Regions from separate parts of the Homo sapiens genome. Here region 1 is linked to region 2. The links are chromatin loops, found by intact Hi-C in ENCODE. Cell type or tissue: K562. All regions are shown on one strand. Each heading gives the region's core, and the rest is flanking DNA. Links, peaks and the distances in the headings are about the cores only. Region 1 has its middle 110 kb from the start of SIM2. Region 2 overlaps CBR3 (carbonyl reductase 3).

Region 1 (5,374 bases), core at 275-5,274, 450 kb after region 2:
CTGTCCCATATATTTTTAATGCTTTTATAATCAGAAAAATTGACTTTTTTTTTAACCCAAGTCAATTGCATCTCTTTCCGCACCCAGACTTTTCATGAATTTGGTTTGGCTTCTCTTTTAAATTTTCCCAAGACAGCAAGGAAAAGTGATCCAGCTAAGCTTTCCTTTTAGGACTTTTTACTGACTCTCCCCAGCGATTTGAAGATAACCTCCTCCTGAGCTCTCCACCCCACTCTGAAGCTGCGAGGTCCCCACCGAACAGAACACGGTCTCCTGAGTGTCCCACCCTGCTCTTAGCGGGAGAACTCAGCTTTCGGCTCCCATAGGCATGGAAACAGTTACCAAACACTGGTTCCTAGGCCAGTGTCTCTCCTACTGCTAGTTGAAAGAATATTCCATGACTCATTGTGGACTCATCTCCCAAAGATATTAAATCTGAGTTTCAGTGAAAGCCAGTCCAGGTAAGCCCTGTACAAATAAGAACACGCCTGAGCTAAAACCAGGCTGGTGGATTCCAGCATCTTCTCTGGGCTCTTCCTGTGTCTCAGAGCGTGAGCTTGGGCTTCTACTCCGTGCCTGGGGGACCCATGCCCCCTGCCACCCCATGGCTGGAAGAGTACCCCTGTCTGGGAGAAATCAGCTATAAACGCAGAAGACAAGAGCCCTGAGGGAGGCAACCTTTCACCAGGTCCAGGGGCTTCTCCATTGGTCCTCACGGTCGGGCTCATTATCACAGCATCTTCTGATGATGTCTTTGCCTTGCTCCCATCCCTGTGGGTGGTGAAGGGCCGGGAAGGCAAGTGTGCAGGACTGTGGGTGCTGGGCTTATCTGGAGGCATCTGCTGAGGGGAGGCCAGCACATGTTTCTTAAGAACAAGGGCACGCGTCTTATCCCCTTCTCTTCCTGGTGGGCCGGGCTCCTTGGTGCAAAGCAGCTCTTTTTTTTTTTTTTTTTTTTTTTTTTTTGAGATGGAGTTTCGCTCTTGTCACCCAGGCTGGAGAGCAGTGGCGTGATCTCGGCTCACTGCAACCTCTGCCTCCTGGGTTCCAGTGATTCTCCCGTCTCAGTCTCCCAAGTAGCTGGGATTACAGGCATGTGCCACCACGCCCAACTAATTTTGTATTTTTAGTAGAGACGGGTTTCTCCATGTTGGTCAGGCTGGTCTCAAACTCCCGACCTCAGGTGATCTGCCCCCCTCGGCCTCCCAAAGTGCTGCGATTTAAAACAGGTTTATTGGCAGGGCGCAATGGCTCATGCCTGTAATCCCAGCACTTTGGGAGGCTGAGGCGGGTGAATCACCTGAGGTCAGGAGTTTGAGACCAGCCTGGCCAACATGGCGAAACCCCATCTCTACTAAAAATACAAAAATTAGCCAGGCGTGGTGGTGCATGCCTGTAATCCCAGTTACTCGGGAAGCTGAGGCAGGAGAATCGCCTGAACCCAGGAGGCAGAGGTTGCAGTGAGCCGAGATCAAGCCATTGCATTCCAGCCTGGGCAACAGAGCTAGACTCCTGTCTAAAAACAAAACAAAACGAAAAACCCAAAAATCATAAAACAGGTTTCTTTCCACGTTCCTGATAGTTTCTGGCTTCTGCAGCCACACAGACCTTCACCACTTTCTAAGCCTGCATTTGCTGACCATCCCCACATCCTAAACCAAGCCCTCTGACCTCAGTTGTTCCTGCGAGGATGCCTTGTCCGGAGATGGCAGAGGTTCCCGCCACTGCTTTTCCGTGCCTGCCCTCCCGCCACTGCTTTTCCCAGCACACCCTGCCACCCCAGTGTGGAGGCTCCACTGACCATCACGGGGAGAGTTCTATCGGCACCTGCCTCCTGCCCCTGTGAGATGCGTCTTGGGGGAGTCATGTGGCCTCTTGACACCTCAATTGCCTCACTGGCAAGCTAGGGATAATAATGTCACCTCCTGAATCAGCGTGGGCATTCAGGAGCTACTGAGTGTGTAAAACCCTGCAAAAGGCAGAGGCCACTCCCATGCCAGAAACAGTCTCCACGTCTCCTTCTACAGACCCCTCCTCCGAGTCCCCTTGGTCCCCAAGGACAGCACCAGCCATCCTGTCTCCATGGCCTTTGTGTTATCAGTAGGGCTGCCAGACGAAACACAAGACACCCAGTTAAATTTAAATTTCAGATAAACAACAAATAATATTGAGTATAAACATGTCCCGTGCAATATTTTCATTTGCTATATCTAGTGACCTGAATCTAATGAGAGGGCACGTTTCACAGGGCTGGACACCATGTGTGTTTCATCTGTGCTCCCCGACCCTCCCTCCTCCCTCCCCAGCCTGGCACACTGCCGGGCACATGGCCTCAGTATCCAATAGGCCGGCGGTTCTCAGCAGGGTCAGGACTGCCCCCTAGGGGCTATTTTGGAAATTCGAGGAAGCCTTTGTGATTGGCAGGATTACAGTGGGGGACTTCCTGGCCTTGAGGGGACAGGAGCCAGGGGTGCTCCAGGACCTGCCAGAATTGTCCTCTCTGTAGAGAGTTGTCCTTTACCCCACACACCATTCAGGTAAATGACAAACCCGCTTAGGACCGTCTGAGCCTGGAAACTCACTCCATAGGAACATAAAGTGGATTTTGTGCTGTATTTCCAGGAATGCAACTACTGTACTTTGTTTTAGTCTCATGACAAATTGCATCTGTGGTTTTGAGGCCTCGGTATATTACACCTGCATCAGCCCCTCTTTGTGGCTGTGGATTCCTTCAATTGCCTCTTTCTGATGGCTTCATTGTGTCTTCTAGTGTAGATAGAGTGAGTGCTCAAGCACATTAGGCATTGAATATATTTTACTTTATTACAACCCTCCACTTTCCTTGTATTTCCTTCATATTGCACTTAATATATTATGTGTACTTAATGCATGTCTCTCATTTCAGATTCTGTGTCGTGATAGGTATATGTAACAGGAATCTGCACTATCGTCTGTGGTTTTTGTTTCAGGATGGTAAAAAGGCTGTTATAAAAGATTTGTTATGAAAGGGGTCACCCCTAGAACAGTTCTGTGTCTTGATCATAGTGGCGGTTACATGAATTTTAACATGTGATAAAAAGACTTAGAACGATTGCATACACATTGTGCCAATGCCAAGTTTCTCATTTTGCTACTGGACCACTGTTACAGAAGATGGAGCCATCAGGGTAAACTGAGGAAAAGATACACAGGAGCTCTTTGATTATCTTGGCAGCTTCTCTTGCATCGAGCATGATTTCAATATTTAAAAAAAGATTTTTTTGGTGCTTATTTATTTATTTATGTGAGACAGAGTCTTGCTCTGTTGCCCAGGCTGGAGTGCAGACATGATCTCAGCTCACTGCAACCTCCGCCTCCCGGGTTCAAGCAATTCCCCTGCCTCAGCCTCCCAAGTAGCTGGGATTACAGGCCCCCGCCACCATGCCTGGCTAATTTTTGTATTTTTAGTAGAGACAAGGTTTTCCTATGTTGGCTAGGTTGGTCTCGAACTTCTGACCTCAAGTAGATCCACCTGCCTCGGCCTCCCAAAGTGCTGAGATTATAGGCTTGAGCCACCGTACCCAGCCCTGTTAATTTATTTATTTTTAACTTTTATTTTAGTTTCGGGAGTACGTGTGCAGGCTGGTTATATAGTTAAATTAGCATCACGGGTTTATTGCACAGATTATTTCACCACCCAGGTATTAAGCCCCGTACCCAGTAATTATCTTTTCTGCTCCTCTCCCTCCTCCCACCCTCCCCCTCAAGTCAGCCCCAGTGTGTGTTGTTCCCTTCTCTGTGCTCCTGAGTTCTCATCATTTAGATCCCACTTATAAATGAGAACATGCGGTATTTGGTTTTCCGTTCCTGTGTTAGTTTGCTAAGGATAACGGCGTCCAGCTCCATCCATTTCCCTGCAAAGAAAATGATCTCCTTCTTAAAAAAATTATCCTTTTAAGCGAGAGGAGTCACCAAGTCCTGACTTCAGGTTGAGAGCCACCCAAGAGGTGGATCCAAGGGTTTCTCTTCCAGCCTGCCGGCTAGTCCTGCTTTGTGTGGAGTTCCTCCTCAGGAGAGCTTGCCTACGGGAAGGTGCAAGCACCTGAGAGCTCCATCCACTTCCCAGCAGCAGAAACGGGGAGCCGGGCTGCTGCTTCCACTCCTATCTCCAGCCCTTGGTTGCTTGTCCTTTGGGGTAGCCAGACGCAGGCTCAAACCCCAGGTCGTATGGCAGGTGGCCTGGCCTTAGAAAGTCTAAATGAAGGCAGAGGGGCCTCGGCGGGTCACACCCCTCTGCACTGGCTGAGGCCCATCGCCCACCTGGCTCCCCTGCCAGCCCCCAGACCCCGGCCCCTACCCCTCACTTCTCACTGTCGGTGGGCTGCTTCCCTCACTTCTCCCTCCAAATCCACCTGCACACCTGGGCCACGTCCTCTGCAGAATAAGGGAGGCCTTGAATGTGAACTAATTTTATTTAGCATAAGCCCGGCTGCCCGGGTCTTCTGTGCACGTCTCCCAACTGGGATCTCTGGAATCTCTCTCTCCTGGCTGTCAGGTGCACCTGCCCACCAGGCCTCACAGCCCGCATCACTACAGATCCAGCCGGGGTGAGTCACCAACAGCAAAAAAAGGGGGTGGGAGGAGAATGCACGTGTACACACTTCAGAATTCGTGAAGCTCTCCTCCATTCCTGGCTCCGTGTCAGGCACCAAACAGACACATAATTCACAAGTTCTCCCATCTGCCCTGAAGGATTCAAGGTCAGACAGTAGAACTGGGGGGCCACTGTCATCCCAGGGTGCCTCCTTACACATCTGAGCTGCGAGGAAGATTCCGCTCATCTGCAGGGAATTAAAGCAGGTGAGCAAACCGTTACTGCTCAGCTGCTGTTAGACAGTGGGATGGGAAATGCTTAACATTTGGAAAAGGAGAAAAGGAGGAAAAAGGGGATGATTTTAAAGACAGATAACTTATTTCCTGGACAACATTGAAATACATTAAAATATATTGAATTACGTTGAAATACATTGAAAAACATTGAAATTTCCTAGACAGCATGAAATACAACTTGGTCTCTGGGCCCAAGGCCAGAACGGTGGTCCTGTTGCTCCTGTCTTAGGTGAGCTTGCTCCCCCCTCTCCTGGCCCTCTCTCTCTCTCTCCCCTTCTCTTCTCCTTCTCTCCTTCTCTCTCGCCCTCTTCCTTTCCTCTCTTCTGTTTGGTCTTCCTCCCTCTTTCTCTCTCTTCCTCTCCCTCCTGCTCTCTCTCCCCTACTCCCTGCTTCTCTCCATGTTATCCCAGGATTCCTCGTCACCTAACAACATTGTCACCTGCCTATGAGTGGGACGTTGAATGTGTCCATTCTGCAGGGAGAGAGGGACACTGACGGCTGCCCT
Region 2 (5,374 bases), core at 68-5,067:
GGATTACAGGTGTGAGCCACCATGCCCGAACGAGAAATTTTCTTTATTAGGAAATGTCTTGCCTATACCTGCAGGTATTCAATAAATGTTACTATTATACTTTTCCTACAAACATTGGAGTGCCTGCCATATTCCAGGCATTATGCTGGGATCTGGGTGTGCAATGGTGAGCATTATAGACAGGGACCATCTCATTGGTGGAGCTGAAACTCTAGTGGGGGAGATATCCATTAGCAAAGAATCTGAAGTGTGAAATGACAGCTGTGCTGGGGTACAGGGAAGCTTGCTTCCTTGAGGATTTTATTCCCCAAGAAGTTAACTGTGGATTCTTAGAACTGTGGTTTTTATTAAAAATGTGCTTGCTTTTTCTTTTTTTTTTTTTTTTTTTGACAGAGTTTCGCTCTGTTGCCCAGGCTGGAGTGCAGTGACAGGATCTCAGCTCACTGCAACCTCCACCTTCTGGGTTCAAGGGATTCTCCTGCCTTAGCCTCCTGAGTAGCTGGGACTACAGGCGTGTGCCGCTACGCCCGGCTAATTTTTATATTTTTAGTAGAGACAGGGCTTTGCCATGTTGGCCAGGCTGGTCTCGAACTCCTGACCTCAAGTGATTCATCTGCCTCAGCCTCCCAAAGTGCTGGGATTACAGGTGTGAGCTACTGCACCTGGCCAGAAGTGTGCTTTTCTTAATTTAACATTTCGAATATGGATTATTGGCCGGGTGTGGTGGCTCATGCCTGTAATCTCAGCACTTTGGGAGGTTGAGGCAGGAGGATCACTTGAGCCCACGAGTTTAAGACCAGGCTGAAAAATATGGCAAGACCCTCATCACTTTAAACAAACAAACAAAATTATCTCTGGATGCAAAACCTTTTTTTTTTTTTTTTTTTTTTCTGAGACAGAGTCTCCCTCCGTCGCCCAGACTGGAGTGCAGTGGCATGAGCTCAGCTCGCTGCAACCTCCGCCTCTCAGGTACGAGAGATTCTCCGCCCCAGCCTCTCAAGTAGCTGGGTTTACAGGCGAGCACCACCACGCCCAGCTAATTTTTTTGTATTTCTAGTAGAGACAGGGTTTCACCATGTTGGCCAGCTTGATCTCGAATTCCTGACCTCAGGTGATCCACCCGCCTTGGCCTCCCAAAATGCTAGGATTACAGGCTTGAGCCACCGCACTCAGACGCAAAAAGTTCTTAACCTAAGAAGGTGAATGGTGAGAGTTGCACTTGTACTCTGTCAGTTTCTGAGTGGGATGAGATCATAGAAAGCCTGCAGGGAGAACTGCAGGTGCTTTGAAGGGGATGGAGTTTCTAAATGCAAATCTGAGCCAATATAAACGCACATTTTAAAAACTCTCCTTTTTACACAGAAGGTAACATTTCATACAATGTTTGCCACTTTGCTTTTTTTACTCCTTATGTCTGGGGCTCTCTCCAGGTTTGGTCAGAAAGCTTTTATCTTTTTTGTGGCTATATAGGGACGCAGCCATTATAGGGATGTCTTTTACCCAGTGTTGGGAAGTTTTCTCCCGATAAATTTTTGAATGGGAACTTGAGAGCTGCAAGGTATTAAGACACCTTTAAAACTCCATCCCCTTCCAGAGCACCTGCAGTTCTCCCTGCAGGCTTTCTCTGATCCCATCCCACTAAAAAACTGAGCAAGTACAAGAGTACAAGTGCAATTCTCACCATTCACCTTTTTAGGTTAAGAAGTTTTTGTGGCCGGGCACAGTGGCTCACACCTGTAATCCTAGCACTTTGGGAGGCCAAGGCAGGCAGACCACGAGGTCAGGAGATCGAGACCATCCTGGCTAACACGGTGAAACCCCATCTCTACTAAAAATACAAAAAAATTAGCCAGGCATGGTGGTGGGCACCTGTAGTCCCAGCTAGTCGGGAGGCTGAGGCAGGAGAATGGCATGAACCCGGGAGGCGGAACTTGCAGTGAGCCCAGATCGCGCCACTGCACTCCAGCCTGGGCGACAGAGCCACACTCCATCTCAAAAAAAAAAAAAAAAAAAGAAAGAAAGAAAGAAAAGAAAATATCATAAGAATGGACTTAATCCTGAGCAACATATGGAGACCCCAGCTCTACACAAAAAATGAAAATTAAAAATTAGCTGGGCATAGTGGCATGTTCCAGCTTCTCGAGAGACTGAGGTGGGAGGATCGCTTGGGCCCAGGAGGTTGAGGCTGCAGTGAGCTATGATTGTGCCACTGTACTCTAGCCTGGGCGACAGAGCAAGTCCTTGTCTCAAAAAAAAAAAAAAATGCATTTAACGCATCTGACCTACCAAACACCATAGGTCAGCCTCGTCTAGCTTCAAGGTGCTTTGAACGCTTACATTAGCCTATAGTCTGGCAAAGTCATCTAACACAAAGCCTATTTTATCATAAAATGTTGAGTATCTTATGTAATTTATTGAATCTGTACTGAAAGTGAAATGCAGAATGGTTGTATGGGGCCTCCAAGTACAGATTCTGCAGAATGCATATCGCTTCCTCATCCATCAGTGAAGTCAGTAAGTCCTAAGTGGAACCATCAGAGGGCAGGGACCATCTATCTGTATTTGACTTGCTTATTTGTTCAAGGTTCTGAGTCAATAGGACAAGCAACTACTAAGCCACTAGAGGGCGCAACTTGCCTACTCTTTCTAGAGTAAGGCAGCAGGTGTTTCGGGACCGGTGGGGCCACCTGGACCTCAGTGGAGGGTGGTGTGGGTGCAGCCCTTCCCAGGGCTGATGACGCATCTGGCTGACGAGGCTGACTGTCAGCCTCTGGCCTCTCTCCCAGAGGTGTGCCCTCAGATCAAAGAGGACACCTCCTCCCCTTAAGAGGATTTATTTCCTCGAAGGCACAGCTTCTATGATCTGTGTTTTTCTTTCTTCCTTTCCCATTCACATTTAATTCCTTGTAGCCGCCAAGTTTCTGAGAACAAAGCTGTTTAGAAAGCAATGAAGAACACAACATCACTGATGTAGTATTCCTGGCCAAAATATTGATGTGACTCTCCTCATGAGAACAGACCAATTCACTTTGAGAGAAATACTACAAAATAATGGTCTACAGTCTTCAAAAAAGTCATTGCCAACTACCTTACATTAAAATATATGAAAGAGATGTGACAATTAAATGCAATCCATGGGCCAGGTGCGGTGACTCACGCCTGTAATCCCAGCACTTTGGGAGACCAAGGCGGGCGGATCATGAGGTCAGGAGATTGAGACTATCCTCGCTAACACGGTGAAACCCCGTCTCTACTAAAAATACAAGAAATTAGCCAGGCATGGTGGCAGGCGCCTGTAGTCCCAGCTACTTGGGAGACTGAGGCAGGAGAATGGCATGAACCCGGGAGGTGGAGCTTGCAGTGAGCCGAGATCACGCCACTGCACTCCAGCCTAGGTGACAGAGCGAGACTCCATCTCAAAAAAAAAAAAAAAAACGCAATCCATGATCCTACTTTGGACCCTGGATTAAAGCAAACAAAAACTGTAAAAGAACATTACTGGGACAATTTGGACACATTTGAATATGGGCTGTATTTTAGATAATAGTGTTGTATAATGATAAATGCCTGGCATGTGGTCATAACTGTAGTAATGTAGGGGAATGCCCTTGCTACCATATATAATACTAAAGTGTTTAAGATGAAGGTTTATGATATCAGCAACTTGGAGAGAAAAAGGGACAGAGAGGGAAAAAGCAAACACAGCAAAATGTTAACAATTAGTGAACTTAGGTGATGGGCATAGGGTATTTATCGAACTATTCTTGTAACTTCTCTGTAACAGGAAAGAAATACATACATACACTTCATCTTTGAAAGTGAGAGAGAGAAGGAAGGAAAGAAATACTGAATAGTACTAGGTACCTGGGGGGATGAGTGAGGTGCTAGTTTCCAAGGACAGAGTGAGGGTATCTCTTGTGGGATTGGGGTCCACAAGAATGTGCAGCTCCCTTGCAATGGGAACTTGTGGGGAATGCCATTCAGAAAATGAAATAAAATCTACAGATCCGGCCAGGTGCGGTGGCTCATGCGTGCAACCCCAGCACTTTGGGAGGCCGAGGAAGGCAGAGCACCTGAGGTCAGGAGTTTGAGACCAGCCTGGCCAACATGGTGAAACCCCATCTCTCCTAAAAATACAAAAATTAGCTGGGCATGGTGGCGCACACCTGTAATCCCAGCTACTTGGGAGGCTGAGGCAGGAGAATCACTTAAACCCGAGATAGAGGTTGCAGTGAGCTGAGATCGCGCCACTGCACTCCAGCCTGGACAACAGAGCAAGACTCATCTCAAAGAAAAAAAAAAAGACCCTATTGGACACAGAGAATATGCATTCAGAATAATACATAATAAAAGAACTCACTAAAATTAGTGGGGTTTGATGCTGATGAAATGTGTAAATTAACACATTTACTGGTTTTTGGATTTCCACCAGTACTTCAAATTGTAAAATTTTTGGCCTACATATTTGTTTCTATGGGCACAATTGTCTCTTTAGTAGCTGTGAATCATGATCAACATGAATATTAATTCATAATTTAATGAATATTAATATTATCAAATAGGGACTAAAAAGTAATGAAATCAGGCCGGATGCAGTGGCTCACGCCTATAATCCTAGCACTTTGGGAGGCCAAGGCAGGCAGATCTCCTGAGCTCAGGAGTTTGCGACCAGCCCGGCCAACATGGAGAAACCCCGTTTCTACGAAAAATACAAAAATTATTTGAGTGCAGTGGTGTGTGCCTGTGGGCCCAGTTATTTGTGGGGCTGAGACAGGAGGATCACTTGAGTCTGGGAAGTGGAGGCTACAGTGAGCCGAGATCATGCCACTGCACTCCAGCTTGGCTGGCAGAGTGAGATTCTGTCTCAAAAAAAAAAAAAAAAAAAAAGTGATGAGATAAAAACCAGGATGGAAAAACAGCCCATTCCACACGTGAAGTGTCCATAATGAAGGACAGACAGAGTCATCCCCAGGGATTCCTTACTGCTGGTTGTGGCACTAAGGAATTGGGGTGGCTGCCCACTGTCCTAGGACATTGGGTGTGCCTAGGAAATTGAGAGCTTTAGTCCTTAGGGTGAGAGCACTGTCCCTCAGAAAGCAGGTTTATAAGTACTTGGAGTGTGTATGCTGGGGAGGAGCAGTTTTATAAAACTGCCAGCGGGCTGGGCACACGGTGGCTCACACCTGTAATCCTAGCACTTTGGGAGGCCAAAGCGGGCGGATCTCTTGAGGTCAGGAGTTCAAGCCCAGTATGGCCAACATGGTGAAACCTCATCTCTACTAAAAAAATACAAAAATTAGCTGGGCATGGTGGCACACACCTTCATCCCAGCTACTTGGGAGGCTGAAGCAGTAGAATCACTTGATCCTGGGAG

Evidence for each region. Peaks named below come from ENCODE experiments on the same cell type or tissue, not always from the same donor. Only the 100,000 strongest peaks of a DNase experiment are listed, where the experiment ranks them.
Region 1: it touches region 2 in a loop (7-fold over the local background); 3 of 110 quality-filtered maps call a loop at or near these places.

What each region holds. Positions count from the first base shown.
Region 1 is chr21:36,587,189-36,592,562 of GRCh38, forward strand. No RefSeq gene overlaps it. Among named protein-coding and RNA genes, the nearest start is that of SIM2, 110 kb to the right of the region's middle. RefSeq lists a silencer at 2,268-2,327 and an enhancer at 2,458-2,507. In K562, for the core only: a CTCF peak has its summit at 2,388 (motif pointing left); a DNase peak (open chromatin) is centred at 2,373; H3K27me3 peaks cover 2,059 bases.
Region 2 is chr21:36,139,014-36,144,387 of GRCh38, forward strand. The region is part of intron 2 of CBR3 (carbonyl reductase 3); the gene reads left to right. All of the region lies in intron 2 of CBR3-AS1 (CBR3 antisense RNA 1), which reads right to left. Among named protein-coding and RNA genes, the nearest start is that of CBR3, 6.6 kb to the left of the region's middle. In K562, for the core only: a CTCF peak has its summit at 2,609 (motif pointing right); a DNase peak (open chromatin) is centred at 2,618; H3K27me3 peaks cover 1,870 bases.